Linked DNA regions of Homo sapiens: region 1 is linked to region 2. Evidence: chromatin contacts called from ENCODE Hi-C or POLR2A ChIA-PET data. All regions are on one chromosome and are shown on one strand. The core of a region is the stretch at or near the end of the contact, and the rest is flanking DNA. Distances in the headings are between cores, read along the strand shown.

Evidence for each region. A loop is a pair of places that touch in the nucleus more often than their neighbours do. ChIA-PET counts read pairs that join two places held with the same protein, here RNA polymerase II (POLR2A). Pooled maps may share reads with other maps.
Region 1: a map with no recorded cell type shows a loop between it and region 2 (16-fold over the local background). The contact joins the enhancer-like site here to the promoter of DYM in region 2. A Hi-C loop is called at or near these places in 3 of 37 single-sample maps with no recorded cell type and 7 of 50 pooled maps. POLR2A ChIA-PET finds 5 or more read pairs at or near these places in 1 of 52 experiments (HEK293).

What each region holds. Positions count from the first base shown.
Region 1 is chr18:49,159,554-49,164,063 of GRCh38, forward strand. It overlaps DYM (dymeclin), which reads right to left. Exons shown (of 18, transcript NM_001353214.3): 15 at 4,132-4,234. Among named protein-coding and RNA genes, the nearest start is that of MIR4744, 110 kb to the left of the region's middle. RefSeq lists a silencer at 2,295-2,354. Within about 2 kb of position 2,803, at least 2 of the 41 ENCODE cell types and tissues checked have a DNase peak (open chromatin) inside an H3K27ac peak, as active enhancers do.
Region 2 is chr18:49,459,244-49,463,712 of GRCh38, forward strand. It overlaps DYM (dymeclin), which reads right to left and starts at 1,402. Exons shown (of 18, transcript NM_001353214.3): 1 at 1,155-1,402. RefSeq lists a silencer at 801-1,380.

The sequences.
Region 1 (4,510 bases), core at 1,553-4,052, 300 kb before region 2:
GATGGCTTTTACTCTTTAGAAAGTTACAGTTTAGAAGCAAGCTATCTGTAGGGCACAGTGGCTCATGCCTGTAATCCTAGCACCTTGGGAAGACAAGGCAGGACAATCACTTGAGGCCAGGAGTTCAAGAGCAGCCTGGGCAATATAGTGAGACCCAATCTCTACATTTTGGAGTTAGGTGGTAGAGTCAGTCCTACAGAAAGATTCAAAGTTATTTGATGACCACAGGGCAATATAATTTGGTTCCTTATGGTTGCAACTAGAATAAAAGTTAAATTGTTAGGAACTAGGGAAACAAAGCTTATATGGTACAGTAACAATATTCCTCATTGGTTATAAATATTCATATGGTTATAGCTTAAAAAGCATTCATAACTGATTTATTATCTTTGTTTCATTTTCTATATTCAGGTTCCATATTTGGTTATATATGACCAAACTTCTCTGAAAGTTCAGTTCATTTTTATTAAAAAAAAATCTGTTGAAAGATTCTCCTTTAACAATTCTCTCCTGTCCCTGTTAGTCACTGAATTAAATTGTATGTAATCCTGATCATACAAACACCAAAGCAAAGCCAAGTCAATGGAACTTTATTTGCTTTCTTAAACTCCCTTACTGCCCCTGTAGTGGCATTCTCTCCCCCCACAGGCTTGAGTACAATTTTTGTTTTATTTCCCCTTAAACAGCCAGGGCAGTTTCCTCATTATCTGGAACTCAGTTGAAGGTTTCAGGTTTCCCTAGAGATGTTCAGACCAACATAGTTGCACTAAAGTACTAATACTAATGTTTTTGGAACTTGCGATTAGCTTTCTATGTTGTTACTCAACTGATTTGTGAATTATACAGTATAATGAGGATAAACATTTTCTTAATAAACTTAGAAATCTCTAGGTAGACTGAAAGTACTCTATGTACTACAGTGAGAAGAAAAACATGTCCTTATTTTTAAGTACTTATTCAAACTCTGCTAATACAGTACATTCAGTCTTGGTGTAGAAAGTACACGTCGTGAGACTCTGTCTCAAAAAAAAAAAAAAAAAGTACACATCTAGGAATCCACTGCTGCATTAAGACCTTCTCATTTTCCTTTTTCATCTTTTACCAACAAGTGGTTTAAAGCATTAGTCCAGGACACAGAATTTTATGTGGTTACTGGCAAAGGTACTTAAGTAAAACTTCTGTGAAAGAAAAGGAAGGAACATGTTCATTTTCCCAGTTAATGACTAATGTAAAAGAGAAAATGGTTTCAAATGTGTAAATCACTTATACAACAGTGTTTTGAGCAATGGGAATGACCAACAAAACATTGAAGTATCATGAAAGAACATACAACGGTGCTTATTTTTAAGGTTACTGCTGTTTGTTTAATCACCTTTCAGGTCTCTATCAGGAGTGATTCACAGTCATCTCTCCTACTGAATCAGTGCTAACCATTCTCTTCAATTAAATCTGAGAAAAGGCAGCAAAATTCAAGTTCATAAACCCATTTGGAAAATGTTGTGATTTACAAAGTCTCATACACATAAATGTTAAGAAAAAAAAAAAAAAGGATTGTCAATGACAGATTCCAAATGGAATTTTCCCACTATTTCTAGAAGCAGATGCTTTAAGAAATTCATTTTTACTTAGTGAAAATTTTATACAAGAAGAAAATATTCAATCAGTGACTCTAAAATCTGTAAACTTCAGTAGCAGAATTCACAGGACTGTTACAAATTCAAATTGTCCTATCATGGCATAATTACCTCCATGGTTGGCAAATACCAGTAAATATGACCTATTTCCTCAAATATTAATTTTATAGATCTCTGATTAAAGAAGAATGCTACTAAGGCAACATCAGAACTTCAGAACTATACATATTCAACACATTTTTGTGGAGTAAATGGCACAGGAATACTACATAAATCAAATAATAATTGCTTATAAATAACAAAACATTTGCAGATGACCCAAATTCAAGTTTTTGGTAAACCCAACTCCCCATTGCCACCCTGGCCCCGATAGGGTTTCTAAACAGTTACTAGATATATTTTTCTTATCACAGGTATGGCAAGTGTAGAATTAAGCGAGCTGTTATGCTAATTAAAAAATTAGAACATTCAACTTAACAGGAAAATCTTAAAAGATACATTTTGGAATTATAAACTTAATACCTTAAGGGGATGACAGATTGTGACATCACATACCCACACACACACGAGAAAAAACTAGCACCAGTCAGGCTGTGGCTGCACACAGCTATCTTTGTTTATCATTGACTGATATCTGGACTGGGTACTGTTCCCACAGTCTCATATCAGGACAACCATTTAGAAATGAAACAAACCACAGGAAAGAAGCAAGGCAACTCTACAGCTGTCTGGTATGCATCATCACTGCAAACTCAGAACTAAAGAGTTCTCTAATAAAGTTTCTAAATACCAATCCACTATGTTGTTGTCTGGAGATTTAGAGCTGTCCTTATTAGAACTTGATGAACTTCTCCTGTGGTTAATGGCAAGATAATTTTTAGCATCTTCATCAAAGCCATATTCCAAAATATAAGAAATGTCACAGGTAGTCACACTACTTTAAGAAAATTTATAACACATTCTCTTTCCTATTATTATATTATGCTCACCCCTGTGCTGTTTCTATTCTATTCCATCAGCATCCTCTAAGGTCAGGTGATGTCTTAGTGCATTTTCTGTCGGTTAGAACAGAATACCTGAAACTAGGTAATTTATAAAGAAAAAGGAATTTATACAGTTATGGAGGCTGGGAAGGCCATGGTCAAGGAGATGCAGCTGGTGAGAACCTTCTTGCTAGTGGTGACTCTCTGTGGCATCCCAAGATGATGCAGGGTATCACACAGTGCATGCTAACATGCTAGCTCAAGTCTCTCTTCCTCTTCTTATAAAGCTACTAGTTCCCCTCCTATGCTAACCTATTAATCCATTAACTCACTAATCTATTGATCCATGAATTCATTAATCCATTTATAAGGGATCCAATCACCTATTCAAGGTCCCACTTCTCAATACTGCCACACTGGGGATTAAGTTTCAACATGAGTTTTGGATGGCACATTCAACCGTAGCAGTTGGTAATAAACTCTTCGTCATTAAGGTGGATGGAACAAAGGCCACATGTTACTGCTGCTCTCTTCTGACCATGTCTGGTAAGACTGGAGTCACACCCTGATGAGAGCAGAGCCAATTAGATTCTCTTTCTCAGGAATTGAGAATGAGGACTTTAAGACTTTAAGACAGCTAAAGGCACTGCACTCACAAGGTTGGAGGGAAGAAGAGGAAGGGCTGGGGTTGCTATTTTAGGTCCAAGTAAGCAAACAGATAAACCTGGATGGTAGAAAGCAGCAGCAGAATAAAGCAGAAGCAAAAGGAAGCAGAGACCAGAAACGAAATGACCCCCAAAACAGGACCCAATGGCTTTTCAATTTTAGGTTCCAGATCTCTGGGAAATCCAGGTGTACTTGCTCCCCTTAAGTTCAATAAGGAATCTTTGCATACTTCCTATAAAATCATCCCTGCTTTTGTTTTTGTGTTATTAGCTTGAGTGGGTTTCTCAACTCAGATATAAAGATTCTTAATTATGTACAAATTATTGGTTTAAGGTTGATTTTCTTCAACCACTTGTTAACAATCATTTACAACTTGTTCCCTTGATTTGAGACATCATTCTTCTATTTGCATATTAGAGGTTTCTTGGGCAGCAAAGATTTTCAGCACAGTAAAATCTTGAGAAGAGAGGGGTAATGCTATTATAAATTTTACAATGAAATAATTTATTTATTTATTATTTTTTTGAGATGCAGAGTCTTACTGTGTCACCCAGGCTACAGTGCAGGGGCATGATCTCAGCTCACTGCAACCTCTGCCTCCCGGATTCAAGTGATTCTCCTGCCTCGGCCTCCCAAATAGCTGGGACTACAGGTGTGCACCACCACACCCGGCTAATTTTTGCATTTTTAGTAGAGATGGGGTTTCACCATGTTGGCCAGGCTGGTCTTGAACTCCCGACCAAGTGATCCATCTGCCTCGGCCTCCCAAAGTGCTGGGATTACAGGCAGGAGTTACTGTGCCTGGCTGAAAGGAAAATTTTTTATTGATGAATAAGGTAACTACTTACATAATCTGGTAGAGGAACATCATTAGAACTCAGCGAACCTCTCAAGGACTGTGTGGCTTGTTCCAGAACTTTGTTGTGTTTTTTAGACAGCAAAGAAAATAAACTGGAAAAACAAACAAAAAACCAATTATATTAAAGGAACTGTTTTCTTTTCTGTCTTCTGTGGAAATATATAGTTCCACAGCATGTCAATTATTCTAAAATATACTTGTAAATGATTCTTTCTTCATGCCTGTGTTAACAGCAAGATTAATAATAGTATTTATGTAAGAAAAAAGGAGTGGGGAGGATGTTTAAATCATAAGAATTCTAAAAAATTTTTTAATGACAGTTTAAAATTATGTTTCAAACACAGGAGCATTTTTCATAAGATTACTAT
Region 2 (4,469 bases), core at 152-2,651:
TGAGCTTAAGGCAGACACCTAACCTCTAAAAGACTAGTTCTTCATTTACAGAATGGGAATATTCATACTTGTCCGGTCTATCTCCAAGTTGCTGAGAGGATTATCTAAAATAAAACTTCAAAGCAGGATAATCACTCCAGAAATCCATATATTCATAAATTTCATCCTCTGCAACAACCATTCACCCATTCCTATAGATTCTCTTCCCTTCCACCTCGTTCTTCTCTTGAGCCCTCAACTCATCAGCCTAAGCACCTGAGTTCCTCTGGTGGACGCTACATTCCTCTCCACGGCCTCCACCCTCCAGGTTTTCATCCTTCAGCACATCACCCTTGCTCTACACACCCCTCTCTCCAACTTCCCCTCTCCTCTTTCAAGGAACTCACTCCATCTGTGCCCCCTAATCAGTCTATCCTGGGTACCCGCTTTGCTGGCCGATTACAATCATCCCATCACTTCTCTACCCCTGTTCAGTAGAGAACAGCTTTATCCAATCAGCTTTACCACACCAATACCCTCAAACCCCACTACTGCCCCCAGTTCACAAACACCCACCCTTTCACTTTTCAGTCAAAACACAATTGCTCAGGCAAATCCACGGCGACTGAAAGTAGATCAATAGTGTAGGGGAGAGAAGGAGGAGTGACTGCTAATGGGTACGAGCTTCTTTGGGGCGGGGGGGGCGGTGATTAAAAATGCTCTGGAGTTAAGGGTGGTGATGGCTGCTCAACCCTGTGAATATACTAAAAACCACTGAGTTGTACTTTTAAAGGGTTAATTTTCTGATATGTTAGTTATACCTCGATAAACTATGAATGTAAAAAGAAGAAAGAAAAACCCAACAGCTATTGCTCACCCTGCCCATCACACGCCCATTTGTCAGACCAACACCGCCCCATCTCCGGAAGCACCGACTTGGCCTTCGGTATCCCCCAACTCCCAACAGCGGACTCGGACAGAGGTCCGTCCGCTGTCAGCACAGCCCCTCCGGGTGGCCCAGGCGCCCGCGGGCAGGGAAGGGAGGGTCCCTTCGCCGCCGCCCCGGGGCGCTGGCCGGGTTGCGGAGGGTGGCCCCTGACCCCCTCTGACAGGAGGCCGGGGACAGCCAGGCTTTCGGGCCCGGCCGCGCTGAGGGGGGCGGCGCTACAGCCCACCTGTCTCAGCCGGCTGGGGGATCTGCTCCAGCTCCACGGACCCGCGGACGGATGGGAGGGTGGCAGAGGGGTCAGGAGAAGTCGCTGTCGCCGCCGCAGCCCAGGTGGCGCACACCGGCTCAGGCCTCCATGTTTCCACGTCTCAGCGGGTACAGATCCGGCTCCGGTCCGGCCTGCAGCTCGGCCCCGGCTCGGCTCCAGCCCGGGCCGCGTCGGTGCGGAGGCCAGGAGGCGGCGAGAGAAGAGGGAAGCGACCGAGAACGCGGCTAGGGACCAGACCCCCAGGCGCGCGCGCCAGCCAGGTGGTCACGTGGCACGCGGCGCGCGCGGGCTTCTGGAAACTGTAGTCCTTTGGGTGTTATTCGTGCCTCCGCCCTCCTAGTACCTCCTGGGCTACCGCAAAGCCACGTGGCGAAATCGAGAAGCGCAAAAACAGCCGTGCGCGGTGGCTCACGCCTGTAATCCCAGCACTTTAGGAGGCCGAGGTGGACGGATCACGAGGTCAGGAGATCGAGACCATCCTGGCCAGCATGGTGAAACCCCGTCTCCACTAAAAATACAAAAAGTAGCTGTTTGAGACAGGATAATCGTTTGAACCCGAGAGGCGGAGATTGCAGTGAGTCAAAAAGTAGCTGTCTGAGGCAGGAGAATCGTTTGAACCCGAGAGGCGGAGATTGCAGTGAGTCGAGATCGGGCCACTGCACTCCAGCCTTGCGACAGAGCTCGACTCTTCTCAAAAAAAAAAAAAGAGAGAGAGAGAGAAGCGCAAAAACCTCACCTGCCGGGTGCTAGAGTCAACCTCACCTGCCAGGTGCTAGAGTCCTCGCTCATGCTACACCGCTCGTTCTGGCGGCTTAACCTTATTAAGGCCTCTGTTAATTGCAGCTGAATAACCATCCCAAAGTCAAGCAATATTGTGTGGGATTCTGGAGAATTGAGAAATAGCAAAATAATTTTTGATGGAGGCAGCTGGCAGGGCTAGCCCTGCCTGCAAAGTTGTCGGAAAGGACAGGTCCCACGGGAAAGAGTAGCAATATGAGATAGTGCCAAAACTATGGAATTTGAAGTCAAATGAGCTGAGGTTTCCACACTGACGTCTTTGAGCAATTACTTCACCTCTCTCAGCCAGTTTCCTCACCTAAAATATATGCATGATGATGATTCTGCCATTACAGGAAATGTTGACATGACTGTAGTAATAACAATTCACATTATGGATTATTTTCTATTTGCCATGCACTATTATTTCGCAAAATGACCCTATGGAACAGATAGCACCGTTATTCCCATTATATAGTCAATATGTGCCAGTGTACTCTGTAAAGTACTATACAAATATTAGGTATTCTTTTCTAGCATAGACTGCCAGTAAATTCACTGAGCTTGCAGAATTATGACAGGAAAACATATTAAAACCCAAAGTAGACTGGGCCCTGTGGCTTATGCCTGTAATCCCAATACTTTGGGAGGCTAAGGTGGGAGGATCACTTGAGCCCAGGAGTTCGGAAGGACCAGCCTGAGCAACATAGCGATACACTGTCTCAACAAAAAATACAAAAATTAGCTGGGAGTGGTTGGCACACCCTCGGTCCCGGCTACTCGGGAGGCTGATGTGGGAAAATCGCTTGAGCCCGGGAGGTTGAGGCTTCAGGGAGCCATAATCTCACCATTGCACTCTACCCTGGGCAACAGAACGAGACACTGTCTCAAAAAAAAAAAAAAACCCCAAACTACCTAACTAAAAAGCCATAGACACTACTATGCAGTCATTGTAAAGAATGCTATGGATGCATATTTATTTGAAAACATTTTCATGATACACTGAGTGGAAACATATATAGTATCAAATTTTCATAAGTGAATTATATTAGGTTGGTGCAAAACTAATTGTGGTTTTGCCACTTAATATAATATTTATATTAATATATTAAATGATATATTAATATAACATATGTAATATATGTTTACTATAATATTTATAATACCTATGTATATGTGCTGTTGGAAAAAAGACAAATAATATTAACAATATTGCAACTTTGGGTAATGAGATCCTGTGTGGTTAAAATTAGTTTTTCCCTATGTTTTCTAATTTTTCTGCAAGGAATATGAAGTACATGTACAATTTTATTTTAAAATTACAGCAAAAAGAGACTCAGGGCTGGGCGTGGTGACTCATGCCTGTGATCCCAACACTTTGGGAGGCCGAAGCAGGCAGATCACCTGAGGTCAGCAGTTTGAGACCAGCCTGCCCATCATGGCGAAACCCCGTCTCTACGAAAAATACAAAATTAGCCAGGCATGCGCCTGTAGCCCCAACTACTCAGGAGGCTGATGCAGGAGAATCACTTGAACCCAGACGGTGGAGGTTGCCACGAGCCGAGATCATACCCCTGTACTCCAGCCTGGGTGACAGAGCCAGACTCTGTCTCAAAAAAATAAAAAATAAAAAAAGAGACTCAGGCATGAAAACCTAACTCAAAATATTTTTTAATATTGCCTGGCACACAGTCTACTTTCCCCAGACTGACTCAGCAACAGTTGTGAGCATCTCCTCAAAACTGGCTTTATAGACCTAAGAAGCAAAATATTTTATTTCAAGGGGATCCTATTAGTGAAATTTTACATCGTCTCCCTTTGGTCATTTTTGGATGACTTGAAATAAACAGTCTTGCCTGTGTTCCTAGGCAAATGTTATAATGTTGCTAGGCAAATATCATAAATCGGAAGATAAGATTAGGAATATTTTTTACTACGTAGGAAGTGTTGAGTTAGAGTAGCAGTCCTTATGCACCTTTTTTGTACATGTAATGTGCAAATTATTATCCTTGGACACCAACTTTCAAAACTGCCTGCAGAAGTATGATGGCCGGGCGTGGTAGCTCAAGCCTGTAAATCCCAGCACTTTGGGAGGCCGAGGTGGGCGGATCACCTGAGTTCCGGAGTTCAAGATCAGCCTGGCCAACATGGTGAAACCCCGTCTCTACTAAAAATCCAAAAAAAAAAAAAAAAAAAATTAGCCAGTTGTGGTGGTGCAGGCCTGCAGTCCCAGCTACTCAGGAGGCTGAGGCAGGAGAATTGCTTGAACCTGGGAGGCAGAGGGTGCAGTGAGCTAAGATCGCCCCACTGCACTCCAGCCTGGGTGACAGAGTGAGACTGCATCTCAAAAAAAAAAAAAAAAAAAAAGTATTATGATAACTTTGGCTGACTTGACAACTTCAGTGTCTAGTTAGTGCAGGAACAGCAATAGAAAATGTATGAAATCCTTCCACTAAATCCAATAGGATATCCTGGACTGCATCCTGGAATTGAAAA